Regions from separate parts of the Mus musculus genome. Here region 1 is linked to region 2. The links are chromatin loops, found by intact Hi-C in ENCODE. Cell type or tissue: gastrocnemius. All regions are shown on one strand. Each heading gives the region's core, and the rest is flanking DNA. Links, peaks and the distances in the headings are about the cores only.

Region 1 (8,339 bases), core at 7-8,006, 110 kb before region 2:
CTGACCTGCATAGACTAGTCTCTGAGGGACCTGAGACCCAAGATGGCTTCCTCACCTGCTCTGAAAGTGTCCTCCCGGGCAGACACCTCTCCTCTGGTGGGAAAGGTGCCCAGATGTCTGGAGCCCAAAATGGGGTCTGTCCCAGAAGCTGTGTTGCTTCTGTAGTCCACACTCTCACCTGAGCAGACTAGTGTCTGAGGGATCTGGGACCCAAGATCTCATGTTGTTGTTTTAATTTGCTTGTTTAATGAGTGTGGTGGTTTGAATATGCTTGGCCTAGGGGATGGCACTGTTAGTAGCTTTGGTCTTCTGGGAATGGGTATAGCTTTATTGGAGGAAGTGTATTATTGTGGGAGTTGACTTTGAGACTTTCCTCCTAGCTCTCTGGAAGTAGGTCTTCTCCTGTTTCTCTTCAGAACAAGATGTAGAACTTTCAGTTTCTTCTCCAGTGCTATGCCTGGATGGATGCTGCCGTGCTTCCTGCCTTGATTATAGTGCACAGAACCTCTGAACTGTAAGCTAGTTATAATTAAATGTTGTCCTTTATAAGAGTTGCCTTGGTCATAGTGTCTCTTCAGAAGAATGGAAACCCTAACTGTATTGGGTAGTTTTGTGTCAACATAACACAGCTGGATTTATCACAGAGAAAGGAGCTTCAGTTGAGGAAATGCCTCCATGAGATCCAACTGTAAGGCATTTTCTCAATTAGTGATCAAGGGGGAAAGGCCCCTTGTGGGTGGGACCATCTCTGGGCTGGTAGTCTTGGTTCTATAAGAGAGCAGGCTGAGCAAGCCAGGGGAAGCAAGCCAGTAAAGAACATTCCTCCATGGCCTCTGCATCAGCTCCTGACCTGCTTGAGTTCCAGTCCTGACTTCCTTTGGTGATGAACAGCAGTATGGAAGTGTAAGCTGAATAAACCCTTTCCTCCCCAACTTGCTTGTTGGTCATGATGTTTGTGCAGGAATAGAAACTCTGACTTTGACACTAACTAAGACAGAAATTGGAACCAGGGACTGGGATATTGCTGTGACAGGCCTGACCATGCTTTTGTTTGGGGACTTTGGATTTGGAAGGCTATGGAATACTTTAAGTGGAACTTAATGGACCATCTAGTAGGAATACTGGTGCTGAGGGTGATTTGAATTCTGGAAACATTCTTATGATGTTTTGGTGAAAAATGTTGCTGCTTTTTGCCTTTGTCTGAAGAGTCTGCCTGAGGCTAAGGTAAAGAGATTTATTTTAACTGCATCAACAAAGGAAACATCAGAAAAGTCCAGAATAGTCTTTGTCCTCTGGTTTACTAGCATGAAGAATGTTTCAATCAATCATGACAAGCTTAGAAAGGAAAAAATACAAAATATATGTTTCAAAGAGTAACGGGGCACCAGGAAATGGAATGAAGCTAAATCCCATGTTCAGGAATATTAAATGAAATTAAGGGAGTGGTGAGATCCCACCCATTGAACAAAGAATAGGTATATCATGTTAGGTGTTATCATTATTTAGTTATTGTTTTCATTTGGACTTTTAATCTAGAATGAACTGCAATCCAGAAATGGAGAATATAGGCTTTTGTTTTGGATCTTGAGGCGCAGTGGCCATGAAAAGCATAAGCCTAGGCATGGTGGTACACACCTTTATCCCAGGAGATAGGCAAGGAAATCTCTGAGTTTAAGGGTAGCCTGGTACAGAGAGAGTTCCAGGTGGAGAAAAGCTTAAGTCCAGGCATGATGATACATAACTTTAATTTCACCAGAGGAGACAGAGCCAATCAGATCTCTGAGTACAAGGTCAGTCTACAGAGCAAGTTCCAGGACAGCCAAGCTTAGGTAGTGAAGGAGCTGAAAAACAGAAGGCTGATGATAATGTAATAGAACAAGGGGGCCATATTCTCGCCCCAGCAAGCAGCAGAACTAAGCAGATTCAGCCATGTGGTTCTGGCTTTAGAGTCAAAAATAAAAGAGACTACTGGAACAATTGATGCTGGCTAGCTGGTGCTAGGAAATTAGTGGTGATTAGGAAGAGACAAGCATTATTGAGTTAAAATCTTCTGGGAAGTATTCTCTAAGAGCATAAAGAAGCTGTGCTCCAAAGATAGCCAATGTTGAACCTCGTGCTATAGCTGGTGTTGGGAACATGTAAGAATCACCCAGGTGGTACTGGTTTTGAAGGTATGAAGAGACCATGGAAAGCAGCTAAGCTTTTGCACTGTGAGAGGACAGGGAAGGCAGTTGTTGAAAGTAAAGCCTCATTTGCATTTGATCTCTAGTGCCAAAAGGTTCATGTAAAGAAATTGAGCCTTGTTATCATGAAAAAAAAAAAGCCTATGAGAGGCCATTGGTGAAGCCTAATTGTATCAGAAGACACCAACATATTAGAGATGCCGGTACCATGACCCTAGAGTGCTACACTGGGCAAAGCTAGGGAAGTGAGCCAAGCGTTTTGGAGGAATCCAGAAGATCATGTGCGGATCCCATAAATTCAAAAAGGAAGGAATAAAGTTGAAGTTGCCTTGGATACCCCAAGATATATGAGATGTGGGATATCTGCCAAGGAAAGCTGCTAACAGAGTGTAGAAACAAGCCAAGAGAAAGAAGTTTGTTGCAGTCAACAAAGATGAAAGGAGTTGGAGATAAGAAGAGCACTTTTATATCAGAAGTTGAGATGCAGTGTTTGGAGTTTGCCCAGCTGGTTTGTGGTCTTGCTTCAGTCCAGTATTTTCTCACTATGACATTTTCGAATGGCAATGTATATCCTGTGATATTGGAGGTATGTGATCTGTATTTTGATTTTTATTGTATAGAGACTTACAAATAAATGATTGGATGGATCTCAGAAGAGCCTTTGAACCTTGGACTTTTAACATTGTTGAGACTTATGAGACTTTTGAAGACAGACAAATGTATTTTGCATTATGCTATGGCTAGGTATGCCTCCCCTCCCCCACCATAGATTTATATGTTTGAACCAGCCTATGGGGGTCAGAGAGCAGAATGTGGTGGATTGAATCTGTTTGTCCCAGGGATTGGCACTATTAGGAGCTGTGGCCCTGTTGGAGTAGGCGTGGTCTTGTTGGAGGAAGTGTGTGACTCTCAGGGTCGGCTTTGAGACCCTCCTCCTAGCTGCCTGGAAGTCAGCCTTCTCCTGGTTCTCTTTGGAATAAGATGTAGAACTCTCAGCTCCTTCTCTAGCACAATGCCTGCCTAGATGCTGCCATGCTTCCTGCCTTGATGATAATGGACTGGACCCCTGAACCCATAAGCTAGTCCCAATTGAACATTGTCCTTTATAAGAGTTGCCTTGATCATGGTGTCTCTTCACAGTAGGGGAAGCCCTAACTAAGGCAGTGAGCTAGACAGGATGCTGGATAGTGGATAGAAGCAGTAATGAAGCAGAATGTTGGGCTGGCGAGATGGCTCAGTGGGTAAGAGCACCCGACTGCTCTTCCGAAGGTCCAGAGTTCAAATCCCAGCGACCACATGGTGGCTCACGACCATCTGTAACAAGAACTGACTCCCTCTTCTGGTGTGTCTGAAGACAGCTACAGTGTACTTACATATAATAAATAATAAATAAATCTTAAAAAAACAAAAAACAAAAACAAAAAATAAAATAAAATGAAGCAGAATGTTTACTGTTGAGAACCTGTGGAAAGAATTGATCACGGGAGGAAAAGGAAAGTCAATACTCACGCCTGTAGTAGGCAGCATATACTTTCAAGACTTGGAAGATGGGGAGGCTGGCCAGGCTTTCTTTTGGGCAGATGGTATTCATTCCTAGAACAGCATCATGGAGAGAAGGTGTATCCACAGAAAGAAAGTGGAAAAGTGGACATTGGAGGATGAGGTAGGTAAGGAAGGAAGGAAGAAAGGAAGGAAGGGGAAAGGAAGGAAAGAAAGAAGGAAGGACAGCAGGAAATCCAATCAAGTTGAGTTCTGAGGCATGGAACAGGCCCCCAAGCTCCACCCGACCTGTTCTTGGGATATGGTTTCCAGTATGGCTCTCGGCTCCAAGGCTTTTGGCTCTGGTTTCTTATCTGCATTAGCTGTCGACATTCTCATGATGTGAAGGCAGTGTGGGTCCCCTCTTACTCAGCCATTCACGTGTCTCTGAATGCCTCACTGTTTTTCTATTGGGTCACAGTCTCTATGTTGTTCTTCCTCCATCATTCTCACTCTTTCTCTTCCTTCCTGATCTCTCTTCCATGACCATAATGTATTTTTCTCAGTTTTCAATTGCTTGAGGATCCTATAGATCTACTTGAACTAAAACTTTACTTTATTTATTTATTTATTTATTTAGGTAAAATGAGATGGGTGAACTGTATTTTCATCTCTAAAGGAAACAAACGTGTGCTTGAAACAGAAAATCAGATTCAAGGGAGGACCTTTGAGTAAGTAATGCTCCTCAGAAAACTATGCTGGGTACCAAGGTGATTATTTGCTGCTACCAAACCACAGTGAAAAACAATAAGTCATTTCCCCACAACCAGGTGTGACAGAGACGGTGTCCAGTTACCACCATGACCAGTCATTTAGGAATTTGACAAGAACTGATCTGGTCACACCAGATTTTTCCCTGAGCTCAAATTCTGTTTGGTCTTTAATAGCTGATGAACCATGACCCAGCAAACAAATGGTTTCCTGAGCTTACTATTCTTAAACTGCAAGTGAAGACAGATTATTCATATTATGTAGGCACATATGCTCTTATACATATGTGGTACCTGTACAGTTGACAAGAATCCTTCCACACGATATACCTGAAGAAGCTTACAGCACACACTCAACTCCATCCCATACCAGTGTAGCCAAACCCTCTGATGTCAGATCGACATTTTCAGTTTCTGCACACATGAGCAAGCTTGTGGTTTTGTCTTTCTCTGCCTGCTTTGGCTCAGTATAATGCCTTGCACTTCTGTCCATTTTGTGGCATAAGTCAAGATCTTATTCTTTGTTGCCTGTTGACAGACATGTTGGTTACTCATGTCTTAGCTGTTGCAAAACAGTGCTGATTTCAGCTCCTTTCGGTACATACCCTGGGGTGAGTCAGCTGGATTATAAAGTAAATATATTTTTAGCTTTGTTATTTTAAAAAGAAAGATTCACAGCAAAATTTCTATGTGCCTGTGTTGTTTTAAGCTTCTCACGTGATTTAACTATATACTCAGATCTAGGGTTCAGATCCTAGAACCAACACCCTAGCTGGGGAGAAAAGTGTTTTCTGGAAGAATTGTCAACACTTGCCAACCTTTTTTATAAGCCAGGCATAGGCATGGATGCTAAGTTACATTCCACTCCCCAGACTGAGGATCTCAGGGCCTAGTCTGATAGACACACACATGGGCAAGCAGTCGTAACATTGCAGATACATTGTCGTGATGGAGTACATGATGCACCATGTATGAACCCTCTGGAGGTCTGGGGAAATCTATTCCAGCTCTCTCTCAACAGAGCCTCAACAGAGGTGGAGAGGATGGTTTAGGCTCAGGTAAAATATTTTACAAACCTCTCATGAGAAAACCATAGGGGATAGTTCAGAAAACCTAAGAACTCAAGAGCAAAGAACAGAAGCAAAAGTTGAAGCAATGAGGCAAGGACCAGTACTTCCTAGGGAATGATAAGGCGTCAGCTTTTAGGAAAAGAGAAATGACTGGAGCATTCTGACTCCTGGATAGGAACAGCAGAAAGAGTTAAGCCTGGACACGGAAAAGCCCATTCTAAGATGGCTGTAGCAATCTAGCGAGGCTCTCCATGGACAGACTTACTAGGTATTAGATAAGCTAGGTGACTCGGTTTTAGGGAAGGATAGGGACCAAGATTTGGCCCAGCATCTACCAGGATCACCCAGGAAATCTGGTGATGCCACTGAGCAAGGGCAGGAAGGAAGGCCAGAGTGTATACAAATGGGATGAGGGATTTTGAGGGCAGGGAAACAAACTCCTTCATCTTCATCACTTGGGCTGGTGAATCCTGGTAGAAATCCTGCACCTATCCCATTTCCCTGGCTCTTACCATGCATGGCAGTCTATTAATACCTGAAATGCTTTAGTAATTTGAGATCTTTTTATAGGTTTCTCTCCAGTGGGAAAGGAAAGTTTTACTGAAGTGAATAGAGTACAGCTTGGGAGAGAGTTGAAATAGGAGCAAGCAGTGCTGAACACACAATGTTCATCTTATTTTTTTCTTAATTCAAGAACATGGCTGGGTCCTCTGATGAAAAGCATCAGGATTAAATACTCGCACGTACTTGGGCAATAAGAGGCTAGCTCCACGGGTGCTTGGGATTCCCATCTGCAGAGAACATATCAAACACCCTCCCCCCCAGTATGTTCTACTGACATACACAAAAACAAGCTTGTAAGCAGCTCCCTTTATTTGAGTAAATAGCTTGTAAATAAATCATTGGTAAACATTACAAAATTAAATACATTTTCAAAAGCTTGCCAGTATACGGAAAATTCACAAACATAGTTCTTTTAAAAAATAAAATATGTTCAAAGCACCCTTGATATAAATTGCCTGGTCCCTGTTTTCAGACAGGGCCACCTGGAGACTTCTCACGGCAGGCAGGGTTTCCAGGGGGAGGCAGCAGGGGCTTCCTGGAAGGAAGGAAGGAAGGAAGGAAGGAAGGAAGGAAGGTAGGGCTTTTACTCAACTTTTACCCTGCCTACATCCCATATGAATTTTAATTCTACTCAAAGAGCTGGTATGTAGCTGTAGGGTTAGGGTAGGTCATCAGACCTAGCTCCTAACATGGAAATCAAGGTCACAATCAGGACCATGAACCACTGAGAGAAACCAGAGATGAAACCAGACTTCTAAACCAACAAAGGTCTTGAGGGGTCTTCCATCTCTACATTTCGCAACACTCAGTTCACACTTCTGGACTGATGGTACTGGCACAGAAGAGGCCAGAATCTGCTTCTAAAAAGGAAGCTCAACCCATTGGTTTCCTTTTGACCTGCTTTCATGGACAAAGCTAATACAGTGTATTACACTGAAAGCAGAGAACATGTTGCTACCTGGGGCTTCCTTTTCTGATTGCAAAACTGTGTTCAAAAAGTGTAGGTATTTCTTTATCAATCAGGCTGGTTTTCAAAATTAAGAGTTCATACAACTTTAAAAAACCACAATGAGGCAATAAGTACATGACCTGGCAAAGCATCTCAACCAATGAAATAATAAAATTTATGAATTAAGCCCTTGACCAACTCAACACATATGCAGTATGGCTCATTGTAATGACAAACACACTGAATTCTTTCACTTTGTTGCAGAAAGTGGATGCTGAAGGTGGACGACATTTGTCTGAAGAATGTCTGGAGACCTTTTGAAAGCACGTGTGTTGTGACCACATCTAATAGGGAAGCACAGGCTTATTTCATGAACCTGATACAAAGCTCACATCTCTAGTTTTAACTTAGTGTCTGTAGATATATACAAGCATGAGATAGCTTTGACATTGAAGTCAAATTTACAACTTAAAACGTCTTACCAAACTGACCATAAGAAAACCATCTTCCCTGTATTGTGAGATCCTAAATTACAGCCGAGTCCTGACAGAAAACACACCTGGCCTTGTCCATCCTTGTGGATGTACCTGCTTTGATAGTTCTTGGTTGGGCTACAGTCCAAGTTGTAGTAGCTTTGCCATTAAAATATTACAGTAATGAAAACCCTTTAAAAACAACAAAAGAAGAAACACTTTTGAATAAATGTCTACCCCCCAACACACACACATACACACCAAAAAATGTTGTTGTAAAAGACAACTATGGTTATTTTTTTTTTTTAAGAAAAGTATCTGTGGGGTCCAAATCCCAGGTTGCTTTCTTCATCGCCGAGAGAATTTTACCCTGTAGTGAAATCATACGCTCTTCTTCTGCGGAGGGCTCAGCTTCCTCATGCCTCTTATCCGGGAGAGCAGCTCTCTGATGAATTCCTAAAAAGACATCAAGGAAGTCAGTACAAGGGGCCACATTATTAAAGCCTGGGCTTGAGAATGTGCCCAGAGTAACTGATTTCAGCTGAAGTTAATGAATGCCCTTGTATGTGTTAAACTCCAATGTAAAATGAGAAAGGGATTTTAGGAAAACAGGAAATGCTTAAACTTCCCAGCCCAAGCTTTCTTGCTCTTCCCTCTGGGGGGATAGATCCAGGTCACTGTCACCTACAGATATCCTTTACGTGGACTCACCAGCTATGTTTGACTTCCATGCTCAGTCTTACAATGTGTATACACAACATATGGACATCTTGTCGATCCTACAAAGGGCCAGTCTAGAGTCTAAGATTCTATCCGATTCAAGCAGGCTGCAGATGTCCCTAGACTTCACC
Region 2 (8,339 bases), core at 200-8,199:
TATAGCCATACAAAACCACTATTCACACATGCTAGCTTGGTTTGGTAAATCATGCTGTCTCCCTGAGAAAATCTTTGGGGGACAACAAGCCTTAGAGAAATACACACCAAACCCTCTCTGATAGAGATTGCTCTTAGAGCTCCAAATGTGGAGTCACCAACTGTCCTTAATGACTGACAGTGGGGCTTTCTTCCTCCTCCTCTGTATTCTGAACTGCTACAATCTTAACTTACATCAGTAACCAACAGCCCCATGCTCTCTAATGAATGGGATATGGGATCTTGACATATTGTCATTTGAAAATTCTCAGGCTATTCCACTATGCAGCTAGGATTGAGGACCAGTATCCTAGACCACTAGGGACAATCTTTTGGGTGACAACTATATTATCCAAACACTATTCTCATTTCTCCCTCCCTCTCCTAAATACTCTCTCCTCTGTGTCTTTACCCCGCAGAAACCTGAATCAGTATCACTGCCAGCATGAGCACCAGCACCATCACCAGCACCAGCAGCAACACCACCAGCAGTAGAACCACCAGCACCACCATCTTCCCATAAGCCTTTATCCGTTTATGCCCATGGGTCAGTGTCCCACAACATGCATGTGAAGGTCAGAGGACAACTGTCAGGCATGAGTTCCTACCTTCTGCCCTGTGAGCAGGGTCTCCCATGTCACTGCTGCTGCACGGTGTCCTCCAGGCTAACTTCACGGTGACTCTCCTATATCTGCCTCCCATCCCACCAATGGAGTGTTGGAGTGACAGGTGCACACCATGAATCCAGCTTGTGATATGAGTTCCAGGATCAAACTGGGGTCATCAAGATTGAGAAATAATACCTCTACCCACTGAGCTACCTCTCCAGCCCTACTAGTGAATCTTTTGGAAAGGTAAAAACATCTTGGTTATCATCATTCTATTAAGTATTCTTATATAATCTTATATCTTAAAAACAAACGCAACTAGCTGAGAAATTATTGACAAATGATGGCTGCTGTTGGAAGAGTTAGTTTTCTTCAAAGATGTGATCCCTGAGAGGTTACCCATGGTCTAAGAGATGATCCTATACTACGTGTATAAAGGCAGCACTAAGTGGAGTAGTTGGATCGATGTTGGGGGAGGGGCAGTATTAAATTTGGATGGAATATGGTGGAAGGGTAGGGGGATGAGTTGGGAGGGAAGGCACAGGAGGTAGATTTGATCAAAATATATTACATGTATGAGTAAAATTCACAAACAATTTTTAAAGATACCTAAGAGAATAGTCTGTCACAATCCTGCATGTCGGATTACTTTGATCTTAGAAATCATAATGTGTTAAAATGCAAATAATTGTTCTCCTGTCTCCATGCTAGAGATAACAGAAGAAAAAAAAAAACTCTTTTGCAGTATGTCAAATACATATTGTACGGAAAATAGACCAAAGTATAACACTGCCGTCATAATACGGCAAAAATGGATCAGCTTGGTAATGAAGCAAGCAGTGGACACAGGTTAGATACACAGCAAGGCAATATGCTGTGGAATTCTGGGTAAAGGGAAGTGTCCTCTGCCCTGACCGCCCAACCCACAGAAAGAGAGATTATAAAATATTCCACAGATGCCCTCTGGCTGTCTGAGCACTCAGGAACTGAGACAGGGGTTTTTGGACTGAAAAACCCAGAAACACACCAGAGCATGATGATCAGGAGACTCAAGGCATCCCCAAACTGTCCAACATACATATCAGAGTCACAGTGAGAACAGCCGCCATTGGGTCCAGAAAGGAAAGCTCTAGGAGATGCATGATTCAGTGTTTCTGAGGAACTCTAAGAAGCTTACCTACTTACTGTGCAGTGTTCCCTGGTTTGTCCTTTAAGGTCAAGCAGGCAGGCACGGGACAAGCCATATGCTACATGGGGATGATAGGCCAGACCATCGGCAATTGCTGAACCTGGAAGGTAGATCTGGACTGGTCCATATCCCAGGGATAATCTGTGTGTAAGTGAAGTGGGTCCCTCTTGTGACCTTCTGAGACATCTCTTGTCCTCAGGCTCTAACTGTTCCATCCCCCAGCACTGCTCTTGTGATTCCTTGATGGACCTGGCAGTTTTTCACAATCCTGACCTTCCTGCATTTCCCTTGCTCCATCATTTCAAGGCTGGCAATCTTTCTGATCTGTAGGGCTCTGTCCAGGACCATCAAGGAATCACAAGCTGTGGGCATCAATGTTTGTCAGCCATGGTTCCTAATGGGAGGGAGGCAGCCCCACTGTAAACACTTTTCAAGGCAGAAGGCATGGCTTCTAGGTGGCTGACTTTTCCCACTTTACTCTTCATACAGAATGAAGGAAATGGACACAAAATAGCGTGCTGAGATTAGGAACCATCTTACAGCTGCAGGTCAGCTGAAAGTCTAACTTGAAAAATGATCAATTCCCACACGAGTTGGAAGTTCAGCCATAATTAATAGACACTGAGCTCTGGGCCTCATGACCTCTGGACCTCAGAGTATGTTAAAGAAAAGTCCTTGAAAGGCAGAGCTCACTGAGAGGGGCCACTAGGAACTGAACGAGTGTGACAGAAGTACATTGCATGTACATATGGAAATGGCATAATGGAACCCACCAGTCTTGACAATTAAAATAAGTGATTAAAAAGGTTCTGGGTCAGTGAGTAAAGTCAGATCCTGCCCAAACCTGATCTGATGGCCTGAGTTCAATCCCTGGGACTGCATGGTGGAAGGAGAGAACTGGATCTTACAAGTTGTCCTCTGACCTCCACACATGTACTATGGCATGAGTACCCCCTCAACATACACACACACACACACACACACACACACACACACACACACTAAATATTATAATAATCTTTTAAATGTCTCAAAGGACAAGAAGTCAGGGGTGTCCAACCTTTTGACATTACCAAATGAAAGTATCCTCTACAGTCGGACTGTATTCATAGCTATGCTGGAACATGTGTGGCCCTCAGGCTGCAGTTGACATGTCTGAGACAGCTTGTCAAAGCTTAGAGATTTAAAATATTAAGCCAAATGGTCTCTGAAAAAATTTTGTGGAGCTAAAGACAAAAAAAGTAGTTTTAACACATGATTTATACCATAAGACCTCAGAAGAAAAAATGCATAATGGATTTGGCTTATTGTATTAGAACGGAATTCCCAGTACTTAGCATGACATTTGGCAAGCAGCAGGTATAATGAATAAATTCATGACCATATATGCTAATTTAAAAATAAAGACATTTAAACACCAAATGCCATTTGGACTAAAAAAATGTTATCTCTATAAGCTATAATGGTTTTATATTCTTTTCTCTGTTTGGTTTGTTAAGAGAAAGGCATTAAGAATCACTTCAATATTCTAGAAGTCAATATTTAAGGGAAATATCAATACTACATATGAAAACCCTCATATGGCCCTGGAGAAATGCCACCCAGTGTTTTAAGGACTTCATTTTTATAACCATTGCTTAATCCTTGAATCACCTTGCACAGATACAAGGGAAGTTTGGAAGACAGCCTGCTACCCTGGTTAATTTTTACTGTCAACTTGACACAACCCTTGAGTCACTCAAGAAGAAGAAGTCACAAATGAAATATTCTCTCCATCAACTGGCCTAGGGCCATGTCTGTGACACTGTCTTGACAGATGTTGGACTGAGAAGAGCCCAACCCGCTATGGACAGTCCTGTCCCAGAGCAGCTGAGCCTGGGTTGTAAAAGAAAGCTAAACAGAATCCAGTGAGCAAACTCGTAAGCAGCATCTCCAATGGTCTCTGCCTCAGTTACTACTTGTGTTCCTGTTCTGGCTTGCATCAGTGATGGATTGTGACCTGGAGTGTAAGCCAACTAAACTTCCCTGAGTTGTGGTCACAGAATCAGAAAGGAAAGTAGAACACAGTGGGGTCTTGTTGTTTTGGGGGGTTTGTTTATTTGTTTTGGGTTTTTGTTTGTTTGGGTTTTTGGTTTTTGTTTGTTTGTTTGTTTTGGGGGGCTTTTTTTGGTTTGTTTTATTTTAATCACAGCAATAGAAATGAAACTAGAACATCTGCCAAATTGCACTTGTAAAGGCAGTAGGCCACTGTAGCTATGTGTCATGTGGCATTTCATCAACATGATTCTCATGTGTACAAAGTCTCCTGTATGCAGGCATGATGTATCCCCATCACATCTAGACAAGGAAGTTTCCATGTGCCTCTGCAGATCAGAGCCCTCTTTGTCACAGCCACTCATGTGTCTCCACAGCCAGATTCTATCCCTTAACAGCCTTCCTCATAAATCTGATTTTTCTAAACCAGGCACCATGCCCCAAACCTGTAATCTAACCACTTGAGAAGCCTGAGCAATGCAATCTTAAGTTCAAGCCTAACCTGGGCTACCTAGGAAAGTACAGGCCAATTTAGACTATTGTATGAGAGATGCTATATCAAAATCAAAACAAACCTGATTCTCAGTCTCAGCAAGTTCTGAGGCAAGGCATGGCTGGTCCCAGCCGGGCAAGAGCTAGCAGCTTTTCAGCTTCACACTGTGAACAAGGTGTGAACAATTGTATTGTAAGAAGAACAGAGAATTCAAGCTTGTCTTCCTCAGAAGGATCCTGAGTGTTTGCAACAAATTAGAAGGAACCCTGAGCTTCATTGAAAGGCTGAAGTGTCTGTTTGCTGTAAAAGCCATCTTTGGAGACATTCCCCTAGACACAGAGTATTCAGAAAAGAAATGACATTTCAGAGACATTTAAGACCAAGGCCAGGAATCGAATTGTGTTTGTAAGATCAAGACTAATGGCTTGCTTTTACCGAACATCCAAGGTCTTAACAAATTTCTGCATGCACATTCGAAAAAACAATGGTCTCTAGGGAACTTAGATAATGAAGACCATTAGCAAATGTGATATGGTAATATATGAATATATGAATATATCAATCATGTTTATGTATGGACTATAGATAGGCTATAGCTAGATAGCTGGCCCTTTTGGCATAAAGTGATAAGTCAGAAAACCTTGAATAACTACGTTTGTTTTCTGGGAAGTAAGTAGCAGCATCAGCAGAGCATGCCCAGGTTCTATGGAGCACTCGTCTCATCTGGTCTGGGTGTCTCATGCTCTACTCCTCCACCTGCTGCTTTGCCAGTAACTGTGTTCATTAGCACAAGCTGAGTGCTGCAGCAGATGCCCAAAATACATAACAGTTCCACCATGGTGGGCCATCATTCCGTGCTTACCTGTTAATCCAGAGAAGTCAACAGCCCTTCTCCACTTTTTTATCTGTTCCTGGGAGCTCTGTGCCATCAAGTCTTCATGCTGAAGTTTAGGTCACTTGAAGGTCAGACTGGGTGCTGAAATCAACTCACCAGGAGACACAAGCCTGGAAGATAGCACAGGATGCATCTTCATGGGCCAAGCAGAGGATGACAAGTATCTGTTCCGCCCAATAAGTTGGGCCATTCCTAATGGCAGAGAGACCTGGGACCCAGTGCAGGGAGGCAAGGCAAGCTCAGATCTTGGGTGAGTGCTTAAGGGTCTCTACCCTGGGATAAGTTATGAGATTGAGCCACACGTTTTGTACCCCACTCTCAAACAAAGAGGCAAGAATATAGGCTTCAAGACACAGTTACATGTTTTGGTGAGTATTTCCAATTTCTGTTTTGGGGGCTTTTCTTGGCATATATAGAAACAGCTACATTGAAAACAAACAGATAAACAAACACCTCAAGTAATGCAGTGATCTTTACTAGTCTAGGCACTGGATGTGTGTCTGGGATCCATCACTCTGTAGTTGGTTAATCTAGGGAAGATGTTTTCCCAGCCTCAAGTCTCCTCACATGAAAACTGGTGTAAATATAGTATCTCACATGGTATTGGAAAGATTCCTTGAAATTACTAGTATGACTCTTTATCCTGGGGCCTGGCCCAGCGTAAGCCTTGGAGATATAAATCAAATTACATTTCACTGTGATTCCCTGTGGTAAGCGATGCCACCTTCTAAAAAAAAAATATATGGTCATTGTGTAGAACTCCCGAAGTGTGTAGGAAAAAAGTCAAGGAGTTCACAAACATTTCCCGCATTCAGAGGATGAGTTGTGGGAGGGGCAGGTAGAGAGATGGCTCAGTGGTTTAAGAATACAGGTGGTCACCTATTCAACATAGTACTTGAAGTCCTAGCTAGAGCATTTCAACAACAAAAGGAGATCAAGGGGATACAAATTGGAAAGGAAGAAGTCAAAATATCACTTTTTGCAGATGATATGATAGTATATATAACTGACCCTAAAAATTCCACCAGAGAACTCCTAAACCTGATAAACAGCTTCAGTGAAATAGCTGGATATAAAATTAACTCAAACAAGTCAATGGCCTTTCTCTACACATAGGATAAACAGGCTGAGAAAGAAATTAGGGAAACAACACCCTTCACAATAGTCACAAATAATATAAAATACCTTGGCGTGACTCTAACTAAGGAAGTGAAAGATCTGTATGATAAGAACTTCAAGTCTCTGAAGAAAGAAATTAAAGAAGATCTCAGAAGATGGAAAGATCTCCCATGCTCATGGATTGGCAGGATCAATATAGTAAAAATGGCTATCTTGCCAAAAGCAATCTACAGATTCAATGCAATCCCCATCAAAGGTCCAACTCAATTCTTCAACGAATTAGAAAGGGCAATTTGCAAATTCATCTGGAATAAAAAAAAAAAAAACATAGGATAGCAAAAACTCTTCTCAATGATAAAAGAACCTCTGGTGGAATCACCATGCCTGACCTAAAGCTGTACTACAGAGCAATTGTGATAAAAACTGCATGGTACTGGTATAGCGACAGACAAGTAGACCAATGGAATAGAATATAAGACCCAGAAATGAACTCACACACCTATGGTCACTTGATCTTTGACAAGGGAGCTAAAAACATTCAGTGGAAAAAAGACAGCATTTTCAACAAATGGTGCTGAACTGGCGGTTATCATATAGAAGAATGTGAATTGATCCATTCCTATCTCCTTGTACTAAGGTCAAATCTAAGTGGATCAAGGAACTCCACATAAAACCAGAGACAGTGAAACTTATAGAGGAGAAAGTGGAGAAAAGCCTCGAAGATATAGGCACAGGGGAAAAATTCCTAAACAGAACAGCAATGGCTTGTGTTGTAGGATCAAGAATCGGCAAATGGGACCTCATAAAATTACAAAGCTTCTATAAGGCAAAAGACACTGTCAATAAGACAAAAAGGCCACCAACAGATTGGGAAAGGATCTTTACCAATCCTAAATCATACAGGGGACTAATATCCAATATACATATATAGAAGGTGGACTCCAGAAAATCAAATAACTCCATTAAAAATGGGGCTCAGAGCTAAACAAAGAATTGTCACCTGAGGAATACCGAATGGCTGAGAAGCACCTGAAAAAATGTTCAGCATACTTAATCATCAGAGAAATGCAAATCAAAACAACCCCGAGATTCCACCTCACACCAGTCAGAATGGCTAAGATCAAAAACTCAGGTGACAGCAGATGCTGGTGAGGATGTGGAGAAAGAGGAACACTCCTCCATTGTTGGTGGGAGTGCAGGCTTGTACAACCACTCTGGAAATCAGTCTGGCAGTTCCTCAGAAAATTGGACATAACACTACCGGAGAATCCTGCAATACCTCTCCTGGGCATATGTCCAGAAGATGTTCCAACTGGTAAGAAAGACACATGCTCCACTATGTTCATAGCAGGCTTATTTGTAATAGCCAGAAGCTGGAAAGAACTCAGATGTCCCTCAACAGAGGAATGGATACAGAAAATGTGGTACATTCACACAATGGAGTACTACTCAGCTATTAAAAACAATGATTTTATGAAATTCCTAGGCAAATGGATGGACCTGGAGGGCATCATCCTGAGTGAGGTAACCCAATCACAAAAGAACTCACATGATATGTACTTACTGATAAGTGGATATTAGCCCAGAAACTTAGGATACCCAAGATATAAGATACAATTTGTTAAACACATGAAACTCAAGAAGAGCGAAGTCCAAAGTGTGGACACTTTGCCCCTTCTTAGAATTGGGAACAAAATACCCATGGAAGGAGTTACAGAGACAAAGTTTGGAGCTGGTATGAAAGGATGGACCATCTAGAGACTGCCATACCCGGGGATCCATCCCATAATCAGCCTCCAAACGCTGACACCATTGCATACACCAGCAAGATTTTGCTGAAAGGACCCAGATATAGCTGTCTCTTGTGAGGCTATGCGGGAAGTGGATGCTCACAGTCAGCTATTAGATGAAACAGAGGGCCCAGAGAAAGTACCCAAGGAGCTAAAGGGGTCTGCAACTCTAT

What was found. Hi-C counts contacts between places; a loop is a spot of excess contacts. Peaks named below come from ENCODE experiments on the same cell type or tissue, not always from the same donor. Only the 100,000 strongest peaks of a DNase experiment are listed, where the experiment ranks them.
Region 1: it touches region 2 in a loop (2.4-fold over the local background); 3 of 42 quality-filtered maps call a loop at or near these places.

Annotation. Positions count from the first base shown.
Region 1 is chr10:3,462,994-3,471,332 of GRCm38, reverse strand. Ppp1r14c (protein phosphatase 1, regulatory inhibitor subunit 14C) reads right to left here. Exons shown (of 4, transcript NM_133485.2): 4 at 6,358-7,944. The coding sequence ends at 7,870. Among named protein-coding and RNA genes, the nearest start is that of Gm29987, 15 kb to the left of the region's middle. In gastrocnemius, for the core only: no CTCF peak of the experiment used is centred there; no DNase peak of the experiment used is centred there.
Region 2 is chr10:3,349,282-3,357,620 of GRCm38, reverse strand. It overlaps Gm29826 (a long non-coding RNA gene), which reads right to left. Exons shown (of 3, transcript XR_003948982.1): 2 at 5,225-5,367. It overlaps Gm26752 (a long non-coding RNA gene), which reads left to right. Exons shown (of 3, transcript XR_380037.4): 3 at 458-1,121. Among named protein-coding and RNA genes, the nearest start is that of Gm40590, 6.7 kb to the right of the region's middle. In gastrocnemius, for the core only: no CTCF peak of the experiment used is centred there; no DNase peak of the experiment used is centred there; H3K27ac peaks cover 522 bases.